Regions from separate parts of the Mus musculus genome. Here region 2 is linked to region 1. A link is a loop called in an ENCODE intact Hi-C map of the cell type or tissue named here. Cell type or tissue: heart. All regions are shown on one strand. Links, peaks and the distances in the headings refer to the core of each region. The heading gives the core; the rest is flanking DNA.

Region 1 (8,335 bases), core at 300-8,299:
AGCTTCAGGAAAGAGATCTTGCTTTACAAAATAAGTAATAGAGACCCCCCCCCAAGCCACCCAAGGTCAATCTCTGGCCTCCACATGTATGTATACATATATGAGTGTATGACTTCATTAACATGCATGCATGCACGCATGCACACATACAAACATATACAACACACATACACAACACAGACACACAGACACAAAAAGGGACCAGCAGTTCAGCAGATGGACTGTTTGCCAAGAGGGGTCAATGCAGAAGCTCGTGGTGACTGCTGAAGTGCCCGCGTCCCTGGGCATCTGTACAGGCAGATGAGTGACAGCATCTCCAGGGGGTGAGGCAGGTTGAGAGAGCTTCAGAGATTCTTCCCTGAGGCAATGGGATCTGAGCTTAGGTTTCAGAGAGGAGGGAGAAACAGCCAAGTAGATTCAAGGAGAAGGAAGCTTCAGGCCCAGGATCAAATATAACAAAGCAGAGGACAGGCCTCTCTCTATCTGCACCTCTCAGGTTCTCACAGTACCACTTGCAAAATGAAGGCTTGACTGGGTGTAGTGGCACATGTCTTGAATTTCAAGGTTCAGGAAGCAGAGGCAGGAGAATTTCTGTGAGTTCAAGGCCAACCTGCTCTTTAAAGCAAATTCCAGGACTACTACATAGAGAAATCGCCTCCCTCCCAATGAGGAAACTGAGGCACAGAGGACAAAGGTCACACAGAAGTAGCAGCATTGAGGTCCAGCTGGGAAGTGTGAACCCTGATCCCAAACTAAGGTAAAGATTTCACAAGTAGGTTGGAGAGCTACCAGCATCTATGAAGCCTGGGTTCTATCCCTAATAGCACATAAAACCAGGGGTGACGGTTTGTGTCCATAATCCCACTCTGGAGGTGGAGCCAAGAAGAGCAGAACAGGAAGTTTCAGGACATCCTCTGCTACATACTGAGTTTAAGTATAGTCTGGGCTACATGATATCTGGCTCACACACACACACAACCACACACACACACACACACACACACACAAGAAAAGAAAAAATACTAATAAGCACTGCTCATCTGTCCATGAAATTACAGAGTAGCACTAATTCCATTTATTTTTCTAACATTGGGCATTGAGTCTAAGACAATGCTTTAGCTGCCACTGAGCTATATCTCCATCCTTAGGAAAAAACTTTATAATTAAAAAAATAATTTATTGCTATATATGGTATACACACCTTCAATCTCAGCACTCCAGGCAGGAGTGGCAGGCAAGTCTCCATGAATTTGACACCATCAATGAGATTCAAGTCAGCAAGGGTTAAACTTTGTGGAAAGTGTATATCAGGAGCTGTACAGAAGAAAACAGAAGCCACTGGGGTTAGCTGTGGCTCCCACAGGACCTTAGTGGTCCACCTTACTGGAGTTGTATCTCCTGGCTTGCTAAAGAAGAAACATTTTCTGTGCCCTTTACCTTTCCTTGAGGGTGGCAGTGCCTCCCAGAATCATCATCACCATCATCACCATCATCATCTCCTCTTCCTTCTCCTTCCTTCTCTTCTTCTATAAATTGATTTTACCCTCTCTTTTCAAAAATGATTTATTGATTAATATATTCTATGTATGAAGGCTCTGTCTTCATGTATACCAGAAGAGAGATTTAGATCCCATTACAAATGGTTGTGAGTCACCATATCGTTGCTGGGAATTTAACTTAGGACCTTAACTTAGTACTCTTAACTTCTGATCCATGTCTACAGCAAACCCCACCCCCAGCCCCTTGCACATACACATACACCTCCCCCATGACTATCTTTAGCCTGGTCAAGTGTTATAGGCAGGCCTGGTCTGTAATCTTAGCCACTCCAGAGGTAGCAAGTTGTGAGGAGCTACCATCTTGCACAAGCTCTGAATTAAGCTCCAGTGTGGCTCAAGAGAATAAATATATAAATTAAAATGAAATAAATAGACTATCTTCTCAGGTAGCTTCTGCTTTGTGAGGGAAGATGGAGGCCAGGCCAGGAAGATGGGGAGCAGGAGGTGCCTGGAAAAGGACCTGGAAACGCAAGGGAGGCAGTAACCCCTCACCCCTTTTCAAGTCTAGCTGTCCCCATCTTTGTAAGGCTGTTCCTGCCATCCTTGGTTGTATCTACACTAATCACCTTTCAAGCCCAGCACTGCTTTGAGGCTGTTGATGCTGACCTCAAAGTTCTCAGGACGTTGGAACTTCTGCCTAGTGAGCCTCTAGGGCCCAATGTGAGGGCAGTTAAAAAAGTTCTAGGGAGTCTCAGGTGACAGGAACCACACAGGCTCCCATAAATGCATAAACTTTATTCAACAAAGGGATTCAGAGCCTCGTCAGCCTTGCCCATATTAGCTCAGGGTCATCCTGTCCCCCTGACCCTGCCAAGTGAGCGCTGCTGGCCACAGGACAGGCTTTGCTCTAGTGTCTAGTCTGCTGCCTAGTTAGTCTTCACCTTCTAAGAAGCAGATCCCCAATCTGTACCCAATGTCATTGACCATCATCACCTGCTGACCAGGGCCCGCACAAGACTTCAAGGCGTGCTAACCAGAGCTCCCTGGAGATGAGCTTGCAGCCAGAGCGGGGCACCCAGGGCAGGTACAGCCAGCAAGTGCCTGCTGCCCTGCAAGGTGCCATGCAAGCCATTCTGCAGCAGGAGGAGCACAGGTGGTCAGTAGGGAGCACTACAGTACCTGGAGCTCCAGTTTGCACTACGTGAAGCCATGCCCTGCCCTGGTTCCTAGAGCCAGCCTTTACCAGCCTGACCCGAGACTGTGTCTCCTTCCCTCTTCTTCCCTTTAGGACACAACCCTCAGCCACTTCCTGAAGACATTTTTTTTTAATAAAGGTAATTTTCTGTCTCTAAAGCTTGCCCTGAACAAGCTATGTAACCAAGATGATTGATCATGATCCCAGATTTTCCCCCCTCGGCCTCTTAAGTGTTAATATTACAGATATTCGTGACCATCTCACCTTTTTTGATATGTGTGTGTGTGTGTGTAAGTGTACAATGTCTTGAATGTGGATGTCACAAAAACAACTTTAAGGAGTTTTTCCTCTCCCTTTCCAGTATGCAGTTCCCAGGGATCAAATCCTTTATGTTGGGGGCAGATGCCTTTAAGTCTTCACATGCTGAATTGTCTGTGCCAGTTCTTGATGATGATGATGAGGAGGAGGACGACGATGACGATGAGGAGGAACAAGGAGGATGACAAGGAAGGACATCATGACGATAATGATGATAGTCTGTGGTATACAAGATTGGATCGAGGAAAGCACTGCATTGAACTATATCACCAAGTCTCTCTCTTTCTCTCTTTTTTAGAGATCTTGTTTTAAAAGATTAATTGAATAAAACAAAATTAATCAATTTTGGTTTTTCAAGATGCGGTTTCTCTGTGTAGACTTGGCTGTCCTCCAGTTCTCTCTGTAGACTAAGGCTGGCCTTAAACTCACAAAGATCCACTTGCCCCTGACTTTTGAGTGCTGGGATTACAGATATGTGCCACTGCCACCTGGCTCTGTTTTTATTTTTTATTTATATGAATTCTGGTCCTCTACAGGCAGCAAGTGCTCTTGACTGCTGAGCCTTCTCTTCAGCAACCCTTCCCCAGAATTCTGTCCTTTACTTACTCACTTGGCAACAGGATTCTTGGCAGACACTGGTGAGGACGGTCAAGATCTGCCTGTTAGAACAGCAATCACAGGGAAGTCCATTTCACATCCTGTGACAGTAGGCAGGGACATCTCTCAGCTCACATGAACCGATTTTGTCACTGCCAATGGGCTGTAAGGTCACCAGAACTACTTGGAAGAGGAACCCTTCAAGGCTCTGTGATCCTACCTAAACCAGGAGTCTGTCTCTTGAAGATGAGCCCCACCCTTACCCAAGCCGGGGATTTCAGCTTAGTGGGCTTTCCCAGGTCAGGCTGGGGAAAGCAGAGGCCAAGGGACTGCTAGGTAAAGTTAGGCGTATGAGACCAGAGCCACAGGAAGTGGGCACAACTGGATGTGTTGTGGAGAAGCCCAGGAGCCAAAGTTCTCTCACCAATGAATTGTGCTTGTGGTATCCATGAAGCCTCGAATTCCCTGAGTCTCCCCCTGCTCGTAACCATTATGGGGAAGAAGCAGATGCCCTCATTCTCACCACTCTCTAAGGAATGTGAAGCAACAGCCAACAGGAGAGTTCTCAGGCTAGCCCTGGACCTCTGGTCTTGAACTCCTGTAATGCTAAGGCTGGCTCTGGGCTCTACAGGAGTTACTGGTGAGAAGAGTCAAGGGAGACATGGTTCTAGAAGATCAGTTCTGAAACTGTGGGTAGTGACCACAGAAAAACATGTATTTTCAATGGCCTTTTGAACCCTCAGCCACGAATTTATTTCCTTGCTCCTTGATAACTATAATTTTGCTACTGTGAGGTGTCTCAGTTCCTAAGACCATCTGGAAATATGTTTCTGATGGTCATGACCCACAGGTTGAGAAGTGTAAAAGTAGCTTTTATTCGGCAGCAATATCTCTTATCTCTGAGATTTATTGCCTCTGTCTGCTAACCTAGGCCTTGGAAGCTTCTCCCTCCATACACTCTAATCTAGACCTAGAATGTTTTCAGCCTCTGATACTTGATGTTCAAAAAGCTCACCCTTCCTAGTTCCTTCTGATTCTGGGCAGGCTTGTACAACTCATTTCCTCTGGCTCAAATTCCTCTCCTACCTGACTGGTTCAGTCTTCTCTCTCTCTCTCTCTCTCTCTCTCTCTCTCTCTCTCTCTCTCTCTCTCTCTCTCTCTCCCAGTCTTCTCTCTCTCTCTCTCTCTCAATCTGTTTTATAATCTTCAGGGTCCTTCTCATTCTCTGGCTTTTTCTGTCTTCAGCTGCTTCTAGCTTGTTCTTTCTTCAAGCTGTCTCTGTAAAACTCTCCCAGGAAACCTACCTTCTCCCTTTCTCTCTGCAGTGCTTTCTCAAGTAGCTTCCCTTTCCTCTCTCTTCTCATGAGGGTTGAGCATAGCCTATTCTGTCAAATCTTTCTCTGGTCATCACTTTGTCTGCCACACAATTAGACATCACTTTCAACCATTGGTGCTTCCTGTTACAACCTAACTTTACCTTTATTGTTTGGGCTAAAGGTGTGTGCAAAGGACTGAGCCAAACCACAACTAGTTTTTGTCAGTAAGTAACAATCTCAGGGTTCACAGTGTGATCAAATATTCTGCAACAGAAAACCACTGTTCTAGAGGATTCGGGAGCCATACACAGGTGGCAAGACTTTGTGGCATCTCGGGGAAACATCCGATGTAAAATTGAAGATCACCAAAGGTGGGTCAAGGGGACATTGTGGAAACTTCTTTTCCCACAGGCTTGCTTATATGGCTTAAGAAGGCTCTAGGGCTGCTCTCATCACATGCATGTAACATGTAAAATGCATTGTGGTTCAGACCATGCACCTGTGTAACACTCCAACGTCACTGCTGTTCACTATTCACCAGATAACACTGCGTAGACATGGGTTCAAGCCAATAGAAAGTCTTCATTAGCCGACCTGTGACTACACTACATCAGGTGTTTGAGATCCCAGTGTAGCCCTGAGCCTTTCTCAGGATGAGCTTTTAAGCATAGAAACCATGTTTTGGGTTGACACACTTCAGTTAACAAGTACAGTTAGCCAGAAGCAGACCTACAAAAGCCCCAAAGCAAGGTTAGTATGTTTTGAGAGTTTCCCAAAACTATCTGGACTTTGATGAATTTGACCTTTATTTATATTTCTTTAAATTTTTTTTCAGCAGGTGGTGCTGTCCAAGTGTTGAATGACACTTCTGTTACAGTGTCAGTTGTGCTAAGGTCAGGCCCTGTTACAGTCATGTGAACTGTCTCTGAAAACAAGCAAAAACAGCAAGAGCAGCAGCAACAAGATTTTCCCTCTCTCTGCTTCTGCTTCTTCTTCTTCCTCTTCTTCTTTTGTTGTTGTTGTTTTTCCTTTGAGTCAGGATATGAATGATGTCTGTCTGTCTGGCCTCAGACTTACAGCAATCCACTTGCTTCTGCTTCCTGCAGGGTTGGTATCAAAGTCATGTTCTAGGATGCCCAGCCTATTTAGGCTGTCGTGAAACAGAATCTCACGGACCACAGACTGGCCTTTAACTTGAATGTAGCAAAAGAAGATGGCCTTGAACAGCAACACTTCTCCTCCTCTTCCCAGTGCTAGGATTACAGGGCTTTGATGTCATATCCAGTTTAAAATGTTTAATCTTGATTCATAACAAAGGCAGCACACTACAGATGTTCAAACCTTAGACAGCACATAATTTGTATCAATGTGTATGTAAAATAGCCCAAGGTGAACTTACTTGACTTTCATACCTCAAGTCAGAGATAACTGTTAAACAGAATCTAAAGACAAATGTCAAACCAGGTTAAAGAGAGCAGCAGACAAACTGCCTAAGAAGAGCTGACTTTTCTTGTCACAGACCCAAATAACCACTGGGCCTGAGGTTTGGTCCAGACTTCAAACTAGGAAGCATTTCTTTTTTCTTTTTTAAAAGATTAATTAATTAATGACATAAGTACACTGTAGCTGTCTTCAGACACACCAGAAGAGGGCATCTGATCTCATTACAGATGGTTGTGAGCCACCATGTGGGTGCTGGGATTTGAACTCAGGACCTCTGGAAGAACTGAGCTTTCTTGTCACAAAACCCAACAACCACTGGGCCTGAAGCTTGGTCCAGACTTCAAAGTAGCACGCATTTCTTTTTTCTTTTTCTTTTTCTTTTTTTTTTTTTAAATTTTGTAATTATATTTAGGTACAGAAAATTTAGTGTATATTTAACCCAATTTAGTGGCGAGTTCTTTACCCTTTGCTTTTTTCAGCTTGGCAATGCGAGCCCCAGGCTTAGGACAAGGACGTTGCATCCCCAGTGTCGAAGGATGTTGTCATATCTTGTGAGGAGCAGGTGTGGCAGCAGTCCCAAGATGGCGCCTGGGATTGCAGCTAAGTCTTATGACTTACACCTTATTTCCTCATACAGCTGAATAAAAGCCACAACCATCGCGAGAGCTGCGCAGGTACACCAGGATACTGGCGAATCCATTTTGGTGGAGACATGCCCCTGCTGCCCTGATTAGCTAAAGCTGTGTGCCTGGTGAGGTGACATGTCCTGCCGTGAGTGGATGGGGGCTGAGAGTATATAAGAGTGAGAGGCCCGGGTTAGAGGGAGAGAGAGAAAGTAGAGAGAGATAAAGTTGAATTGAGAGAGATGAAAACTGAAGTTTGCTGAATAAACTGCTGTTAGAAGGACTGGTGGTCGTGTCGTCCTTGCTGGTTGAGAGCAGATGCGACAATTGTTGGCCCTTAATGGGAATCGACTCCCCCACCAACGAGTTCAGAACTTTCAGCAGGCAGTGTTTGCCGGGAGGGTAAGTTCACGGTAAGTGAAACTTATGACCCCAGGAGTTTAGGAAGGAGCTCAGATAAAATAGAGGCGAATATAAAGTTGCCAGGGAGCAGGCACAAAGTAACGATAAGGTTCCAGGTCTTGGGACAAGTTAAGGTTCCTGGTTTTGGGACAAGATAAGGTTCCTGGTTTTGGGACAAGTTAAGGTTCCTGGTTTTGGGACAAGTTGCACCAAGCACCATTGGGACTTGAGGTTTGCAGAGGAACAGAGGGTTTTACTAAAAGGGGTTTTGCCGGTCTGGAAGTTAGTGAGAAATTGCATAGAAGATAAAGATGTGACGTAGAACTCCAGAGAGGTAATGAGGCGCTGAATCACGTGAGAGAGGAGCACTCTCAATTGGTTTGGGTAAGAGGGTTTGTTTCCTCAGGATCACCTACAACAGCTGTGGGTCCCAGAGCGGCTGACCAGAGCAATTCAAAACAAGAGGAGCTATGAGGACGTGGATGTTCCTGTGGCTGGGGGTGCTCCCGCTAGTGAGAACTGAAGAGCTCTGTGTTCCTGAAACCCATGCCATTGACGCATTCAAGTGTTTCCTCAATTCTTTACATCTAATGCTTCACTACAATTGCCTTTTTTCTATGTTGCTTCAGCTAAAGGGATTGTTGTTTTCAGATGATTCGAAATATTTCACAGATGAGTGATTGTGTTCAGCTGTATCTACTAAAGCTAATGCTACCTGGATTTGAGGGGTGTGGCCTGCCAGTATATCCAAAGGCAATGGCACTATACCCTCCCAACCTAGATGGTCCCCCCTTCGTTTTTGTAGGAGTGTTCCTGATTCCCTTCCACCTTGGGCAGTGCCCCTTATATGTATGGTTGTTATGTGGGGTGAATGGTAGTTGCACTGATCTTTCCCCCTTAAGCCAGGTGGCGGGAGGGGCCTGGGGCAATGCAAATTTTTAT
Region 2 (8,335 bases), core at 103-8,102, 55 kb after region 1:
AGCAGTCAGTGCTCTTAACCACTGAGCCATCTCTCCAGCTCCTTATTTTTTAATTGACACATGAACTCAGGTAGTCCAGGATGGACTCGAACTTGCTATATCGCCAAAACTGAACTGTTTCCATCTCTCAAGAGCCAGGACTGCAGGCTTGAGACACTGTGTCCAGTTTATGTGATGCTGGGGGACCAAACCTTGTGTGTGCCTGGCATGCTCTACTCTACCAGATGAACAAATCCCCAAGCACCACATAGTCTTTTAATGATCTAAGTGTGTGTCCAATGTTATTGTTCCTGTGTCGCTTTGTGTTTTAATGTATGACAATTGCCTGATAGAGGCAGACAATTAGATGGCTGTACCATTAGTGCCAGCACAGATTTATCAATGTGAAGATTCTCAACAAGAGAAGCATGTGCCCCTTGTGTCCCACAGTAGGTGACAAGGGGCTTAACTGCGGTGTTAAGGTGTCTACGCAATGAGAACCCTTTTTTGTGGTTTTATGAATGACTTTCCTGTTGCTATGATGAAACGCCATGACCAAGACAACTCCGAGAAGGAAGAGTTTATTTGGATTAGAGGTCATAATGTGGTGGACAGTGTGACATCAGGCCTCTGGAGTAGCGAACTCAGAGCTTACATCTTCAATTGCAAGCACACAACGAGAAGAATAAACTAGAAGTGTTTTGAATCTTTAAACTCTCAAAGCCCAGCCCAAGGAGCATGCTTCTTCCATCAAGGCATAGCTTCTAAACCTCCCAAGCAGCGTCACCAACAGGGACCAAGTGCGCAAATACACGACCCTCTGGGGATACGCTTATCTAAGGTACCCTAGTGGTAAACATTGCTATGTGACTGGGTATTTTAATATCTACTTTGGCATGCATGAACATTACAAGATTATCAAGGTTTTATGTTTTATTAGAATAATTGCTTATGGGGCTGGAGAAATCACTTGGTAGTTAAGAGAGCTTCCTGCTCTTCCAGGGACTGGGGTTTAGGTCTCGGCCCCCATGTGCAGAAAGAAGCTCTCACCGTCTATCACTGCAGCTGCAGGAGAAACGCCCTCTTTGTGGGCCCCTGCACGACTCCACATATTTACACATAATTAAAAATAAAATAAGTCTTTTAAAAAGATAGTTACTTATGTTTTCTGAAGTTTTTGTAAGGCTTTTGGATAATCAGAAAAGGCTCAAGTACGTATCTGTTTATGTTGAAGTCTTTTAAATGACCACTTTATAAACAACTATAATTTCAAAGAGATTCATGTACATTTAACACCCAGTATAGCTATAATTAAAAATGTATGCACCCATGGAATAAAAATAATAATAAATGAAAAATAGCTTTAAAATGTGTGTAGGGCCAACAAGATGGCTCAGCAAGTCAAGGTGCTGCTGGCTGAGCTCGGAGTTCAGTTCCTGGGACTCGCATGGAGGAAGAGGTTACTGGACTACTGACTCCTGTCAGTTGTTCTCTGACCTGCATACATGCACAGTGGCACATGTGCAGCCTCACGGGTTAAAAAAATAAATTTAAAATATATGTACCTATATGTCTAAAGTCTAGATAAATGCTATATAACACTTTCAATTTAACGGAATTGAAATCTAATACAATTAAAGCATAGGAGAAATGGTCTCTCATACAATATTCCTGGATGGTCAGCATGAAAAATGTAAGGAAAAAAACAGGGGCTGGGCAGTGGCGGCGCATGCCTTTAATCCCAGCACTTGGAAGGCAGAGGCAGGCAGATTTCTGAGTTCGAGGCCAGCCTGGTCTACAGAGTGAGTTCCAGGACAGCCAGGGCTACACACAGAGACCCTGTCTCGAGTTTTTGTTTTGTTTTTGTTTTATCTTTATCTCTATTATATCTAACTAACAACAGTCAGATACAGTCATGCATTTGGAAAATCATAGTAGTTAAAACTTGTTCTGTGTCTATTTTCCATGACTAAATTAGAATTGAGTTATCATATGAGCTACACATGTATGCCAGGAATCGAGTGCTCCAAGCTGTCTTCAATTGATAAGAGGTCTGAAAGCTGGATTTCTGTCTGTGCTGTAGACATATGACCCTAACAAGCCAAAGATTATGAATTTTGCTTTAAAAGAAAATATATATGTACACACACACACAGGTACATGTTTCTTATTCCATAGTAGGACATAAAAAGAGAGCCAATGCCTTGTTAAGGAGTCTGAAGAGAAGGATGTTTACAGCTTAGAGGATGGATTTATAAGAAACATCAAATATTAGTCTTTTTTATCAAATACTATAAAACTTGTATTTACTACAATGACTGTATATATATATAATTCAATCTCCTCACATTGTAAAATATTTACATAAACCTTTTAATGGTCCTCACCTTGTAAGATAGTTATGAAAAATTTTAATTTCCACCATTTGGTAACATGTTTGGAAAACTTAAAAAATAACTTGAGCTTTACGTAAAATGCATATGTGGGTTTTGCCTGGGTGTGTGTATGTGTACTACTTGTGTGACTGGACTCCACAAAGATTAGAAGAGGGCACTGGCTATCAGAGAACTGGAGTTACAGAAGGTTGTGAGCCACCATGTAGGGCCTGGGAACTGAACCCTGGTCCTCTTTGAGTGGCAGGTGCTGTAAACCTCTGCAATCTCTTCAGCACTTTTGCAAGACCTACTAAGAGTTTTGTTTATACAAATGTTGGTACATTCCCAAGACTTGAACACTCACCTGTTCCCTCCTTCCTTCATTTCTTTTGCAGTAATTCTTTAAAAACTAACCAGCCAACCAACCAACCAACTAACCAACTAACCAACCAACTAACCAACCAACCAACCAACCAACCAACCAACCAACCAACCAACCAGGAATTGCACAGATACAGGAACAAGGGAGGGGAAAGACATATGGAAATTTTGTCTTAAGTATCTCTTACCAGACTTTTAGTTTAACAAGGGAAGACATTTCTTTACTGGCCCCTACTGACCCAGTATAGCATCATCATCAACAACAACAACAACAACAACAAACAAACAAACAAACCCTAAGATCATCTACCTGGATTCACAGGTAGTTCCAGCATTTATGATAGATACTTGTTATCTTCAAGGTTGCCTTGAAGCTGCTACTCTTGGCCTTTGAAGATATCAGGACAGGCAAACACACACACATAGCTCTGGGCAAGGGGATGAAAGGGCCCTGAGGGATAAGCAGAAAACAAAGTTCAAGATTAAAACTACTTGTTCAGTTTAGCTTGTAAAACCTGACTACTTGGGAATCCAAGGCATAGTAAGGTTGGTTATATTGTTTTCTTAAAGGCAGGATAAATTTAAACAAGTTGAGTACACAGCAGGAAAGCGGCTGAGTACATTGTTTTAAATGTTCTCAAAGCCTTGGGGGCAAGGTTGGGCAAAGTTAAGGTTCTGAGGACCAGCTGACGAGGCATTGCCAGAAACCATTCCCATAGCAGCCATGGCTCAGTGGCATCAGGATATAAAGGGACAAGCCAAGGGGCTCAGTCCAGAGAGCACAGGTAAGGAAGGAGCCCAGAACCAGTCTGGTGCAGTCAGGGAGGCCAGGACAGAAAAGGGAGAATGGGTTGAGCCAGCTAGAGACTGAAGCATGAAGGACGGATGGAGGGCTTTGGAATGCGTGGTTTCTCCAGGTGCACCTGAAGACTTTGGGAGCCCAGTGTTATATAACAACATGGAGCCTACTGCTCAGAGATTAATCAGAATGTTAGCACAGTGACATTATGTCAGGAAGGTCACAGTGTGGGCATGTGGGTGAAGCCTTCTGTAGGCTCTTCTGAAGTCTCAGGAGCCGATGGGTAAAGAGGGTCTCTGAATGTCCTCTTGTCTCAATCTGGGGTTGGGGATCTCTTACATCTAATGTCTTCTTCTCAGAGTGTCACTGAAATCTTACCATTGTGGCATCTAAGTGCCAGATTGTACCACAAACCCTCAGGAGCCATGCTGCTGTTGCTGACTTTGGCTTTCCTGGCCAGTCCCACATGCAGAGCCCAGAGTGAGTACCTGAGCCACCTTGTGGCCTTCACCTCCCATATCCTGTCCTAAGCATAATGGCCTCTGAGAGAGGGAGTGGTCCTGAACACTCTCCTAATGCTTCACTTTTCAGATGTCCTGGGGAATGCTGCTGGCAAGTATTTCTACGTTCAAGGTGAAGATCAGGGGCAACTCAAGGGCATGCGGATCTTCTTAAGTGTTTTCAAGTTCATCAAGGGGTGAGTAGGGCTTCCTTGCAGGAATGGCAGGTGGTACTCATCTCACACTGGAGCCTTAGAGGACTTCCTGGATTCACAACCCCAGCCAGTACTACCTAGTATCCTCTTGGTCTCTGCTTCTCTAGCTCCATCTCAGTCAGTGTACTCAGGGCTGGGATGCCCAGGCTGGATTAAGACTGGACAGTCCTCAAGGAGACAGGTGGAGAGGGACCTCCAACTTTCTTGTTCAGAAAGAATCACAGAGGCTTGAAGAGTCCCTCTTCCAGGTGGTTCTGGTGGCCTTAGTGCCTCTTGGTAGTGACAGAAACTGCTCACATGTCTGAGAGATCACCCTGTCTTCACAGGGCATAAAATGTGAGTTCTCTCTGCCACTCTGTACCTCTGCTCTGCTCCAGAAAGGCAGGCATTTCCTTGGGACAGGCCAGGTCTTGACTGCCCTCCCCAGTGTCTCCCTCTTGAGATCTGTTGCTCTCCTAGAGTGTCGCTAATTGCCCAGCTTGGTAAACACAAATACAGTCCCCCAAGACTAATAGAATTCCACGGAACAATGAAAATTCTTTTAGTGCACCTCCTGTGCAATTGAGGTTATCTTTTTTTTTTTTTTGTTTTTTTGTTTTTTTGTTTTTTTGAGACAGGGTTTCTCTGTGTAGCCCTGGCTGTCCTGGAACTCACTTTGTAGACCAGGCTGGCCTCAAACTCAGAATTCCACTTACCTCTGACTCCCAAGTGCTGGGATTAAAGGCGTGCGCCACCGCGACTGGCTTGAGGTTATCTTAATCCTTAAAAAAATTTGATGTTGGGTGAGTGGGGAGAAGGCTCAGTGGATAAAGTCTTTTCTGTGTGAAAATGAAGCCCTAAGTTTAGATTCCCAGAGCCCATGTGAGAGCAGAGAGCAGCAGCACAGGACTGTACCCTCAAACTGTGGAAGCAGAGACAGGGGCATCTTGCACCGCCCGCTGGCCAGAGTCTTACCCAAAAGGCAATTCCAGGCTCCAATGGAGACTCTGTCTAAACACATGAGGGGCGTGGCCTGGGGAAACGGCAGGGACAGTAAGAAGGAACACCTGCTCTGCAAACATGAGGCCTGGGTTCAGATTCCCAGAAGCCATACAAAAGGAGAAAGAGCCTGGAAGGATGGAGGTGGTTGTCAGGTAAGCACGGGGGTCAGCGACAGGGAGGTCCCAGGAGTCCTGGACAGCCAGTCTAGCTGTAACACTGAGCCTTCATTCAGTGAGAAAGCTTGTCTCCAGGCAATAAGGCAGGTAGCCACAGAGGAAGATACTCAGTGCCCAGCTCTAGCTTCTACATGCTCACACATGCTCACACATGCATCACAGACAGGCAGACAGGCACATGCAGATACACACACACACACACACACAAACAAACAAACACAAGCACGTACCCCACGTGCACATAACCAGGTGGACAGTGAACAAGGAAGACACATACATACAAGGGCAAGCACACACACACATGCATGCATCATTTACACACACAGTTCATATTGACAACATAGACACACTGCTTATTATTTTATCTTACTGGGGGTTGAACCGACCAACTTTCCACCTCTACTAAGAACTTGGCACATGTGGTCCTACATGGGTAAACATGCACAACTACATATACATACATTGCACAAAATTAATAATAAATCAATGTCAAAAATGAATTAAAAAAAACAGGTAACACACGGTATAGTGTACTGAAAATGACTCATGGTTATCTGAAATTCTAATCTTACATCCTTCCTGCATCCTCTGTCTGATTTGATAAGCAACTTAATATGCAAGAAAGGAAAGAAGCTGGCATTAGGAACAATCCAGAAGATTTGGGGTGGTCATATCACTTCTTTGCTCAGTAGAACAGATTCCAGGGCTCCCGTAGTCTCCCCTGTTCCTCCCTGACTACACAGAGAGAAGAGCCGGTCTCTCTGGTCTCTGCTCATAAGGTCTGTCTCAGGTATACTGATCTTAGCAGTGTGGCTCCTGCCTCATTTGGGGCTGATAAGGTAGAGGGCTCTAGAGGGGAAGCTATGAGTTGAGCAGAACCTGAAAACATTCCAGCTCAGGGTGGGTGCAGTAGCACACATAGCTGCCCTGGTACAGATGCCAGACTCTCTGAGGTCCTATGAGGAGGGATGTTTCTAGAAGAAGAAGGACTGCAGGCTGCCCTGTGAGAGCTGGACACTTCTGGAGCCTGAACTGTGAACTAGGACCAGAATAGGATGCAGATGTGAGAAGGAGCTGGCACCCCTGAGTTTGTGCTGACTTGATTTCTCTCCAGCTTCCAGCTGCAGTTTGGCAGTAACTGGACTGATGTCTATGGAACCCGGTCAGATAACTTTATAGACTTCCTTCTGGAGGACGGAGAGCACGTGATAAAGGTAGAGGGCAGTGCAGTGATCTGCCTGACTTCCCTGACCTTCACTACAAACAAGGGGCGTGTGGCCACCTTTGGTGTTAGAAGGGGTCGATACTTCAGTGACACTGGAGGTTCAGACAAGCATCTAGTGACTGTCAATGGAATGCATGCACCGGGCCTCTGCGTCAGAGGGATTGGCTTCAAATGGGGAAATATCAATGCTAATGGCAATGACCATTATAATAACAAGGAAGATAAGGCTGACAACAAAGATGCTGACAACAAAGATGCTGACAACAAAGATGATGGAGATGAGGATGATGATGGAAACGATGATGATGACCAGAAAGATGAAAGCTGAGTAGCATGCTCAGAGCTCAGTCCTGCATCTCCACATGGCAGCGCCTCCTCTCAGCCAAGCTCTCCCACTGGAGGAAGTAATATACCAGGAGACTCCAGGCTGGGGGGAGCAAAGCCCAAATGCCTTTATCTCTCTGTCTAATAAACTATGTGCATCTATGTGAGCCTGAGTGGTCCTCACCAAATAGGATTCCCCAAGAACTTCCTTTAACCCCACCCCCTTTGGATCTAAACCCACATACTGAGTTACAGTTAGCACAGAGACCCTTGGCCAAACCAGTAGGACCAAGATCCCCAGAATGAGGGCAGTACCAGCCACTGCCTGTCTCAAAGCAGCCCAGGGCTGCAAGGAGAGCTCAGTGTGTGCTGACCAAGCTGTCAGCAACTGGCTCTGCAGTGGTCCTGTCTAACTGTGTTTGAGCAGGTGTCATAGACTCCTGCTCCTCTGCAGAGACATCTGTTCTCCAGCCTCCTCCTCCTCTCTCTAACTTCCTGCTCACCCTCTTCCTTTACACCTCTAGGATGCCTGGAAGGGGTTCCTCACCCAACTAGGGATTAAACCCAGGGCCTCCTGCATGCTAGACAAGTGCTCTACCACTGAGCCACATTCTTAGCTGACATCTATCTAGTTGTTTGTCTGTCTGTCTGTCTGTCTGTCTATCTGTCTGTCTATCTGTCTATCTATCTATCTATCTATCTATCTATCTATCTATCTATCTATCTATCTATCTATGAATGAGACAGGCTCTCACATAGCCCTAGCTGGTCTACAAGGAAGAATGGCAAGCCTGCTTAGCAAGAAAGCAAGTTTCAACAAGTCAGGCTCAGGCAATCATCAAAGCCAGTGCTAGGTGCCCTGCCAAGGTCAGAAGAGGTCTCCAGCCAATCGCCATGGCTTCCTTTCTCCCTGCACAGCAGCAGGTCCACAGGTTGAAGAACGTTAGAAATGAGTCTCACAGATACTCCAATTTTGATTATAGTATCTCTGACAGCAAGTTGCTGGGGCCATAGATTTCAGGTCAGTGAGTATAAATCTCAAGTGCAGCTGTGACAGATGTGGCACCTTTGTGAGAGGTGTGAGGTGACATTCATGGCAAGGGAAGTTTGCAGAAGAGGGTGAGTCAAATGAGAGGAACTTCCTTCTCCATCTCAGTTAAGTGTATTCCCTGACTGCTGTCCACAGACTCCAGGCCACTTCAAACCTTCAATTGGCATTTAAAATTCAATGACCTGGGCAAGGCAGCACAGGCCTATATAAGTCCAGGCTACTTGGGAGACTGAGGCAGGAGGATTCAGAGCTTGCTAAGCATCTTAGTGAGTCCTTGCCTCAAACATGGTTTTTTTAAAAAAACATTATAATTTTTGGCAGTTTAAAAC

The links. Hi-C counts contacts between places; a loop is a spot of excess contacts. Peaks named below come from ENCODE experiments on the same cell type or tissue, not always from the same donor. Only the 100,000 strongest peaks of a DNase experiment are listed, where the experiment ranks them.
Region 2: it touches region 1 in a loop (5-fold over the local background); 5 of 42 quality-filtered maps call a loop at or near these places.

The regions. Positions count from the first base shown.
Region 1 is chr17:23,883,355-23,891,689 of GRCm38, forward strand. No RefSeq gene overlaps it. Among named protein-coding and RNA genes, the nearest start is that of Dcpp1, 6.6 kb to the left of the region's middle. In heart, for the core only: no CTCF peak of the experiment used is centred there; no DNase peak of the experiment used is centred there.
Region 2 is chr17:23,938,487-23,946,821 of GRCm38, forward strand. It overlaps Sbp (spermine binding protein), which reads left to right and starts at 3,884. Exons shown (of 3, transcript NM_001384100.1): 1 at 3,884-4,014; 2 at 4,126-4,231; 3 at 6,521-7,117. The coding sequence starts at 3,960. The coding sequence ends at 6,959. In heart, for the core only: no CTCF peak of the experiment used is centred there; no DNase peak of the experiment used is centred there; H3K27me3 peaks cover 593 bases.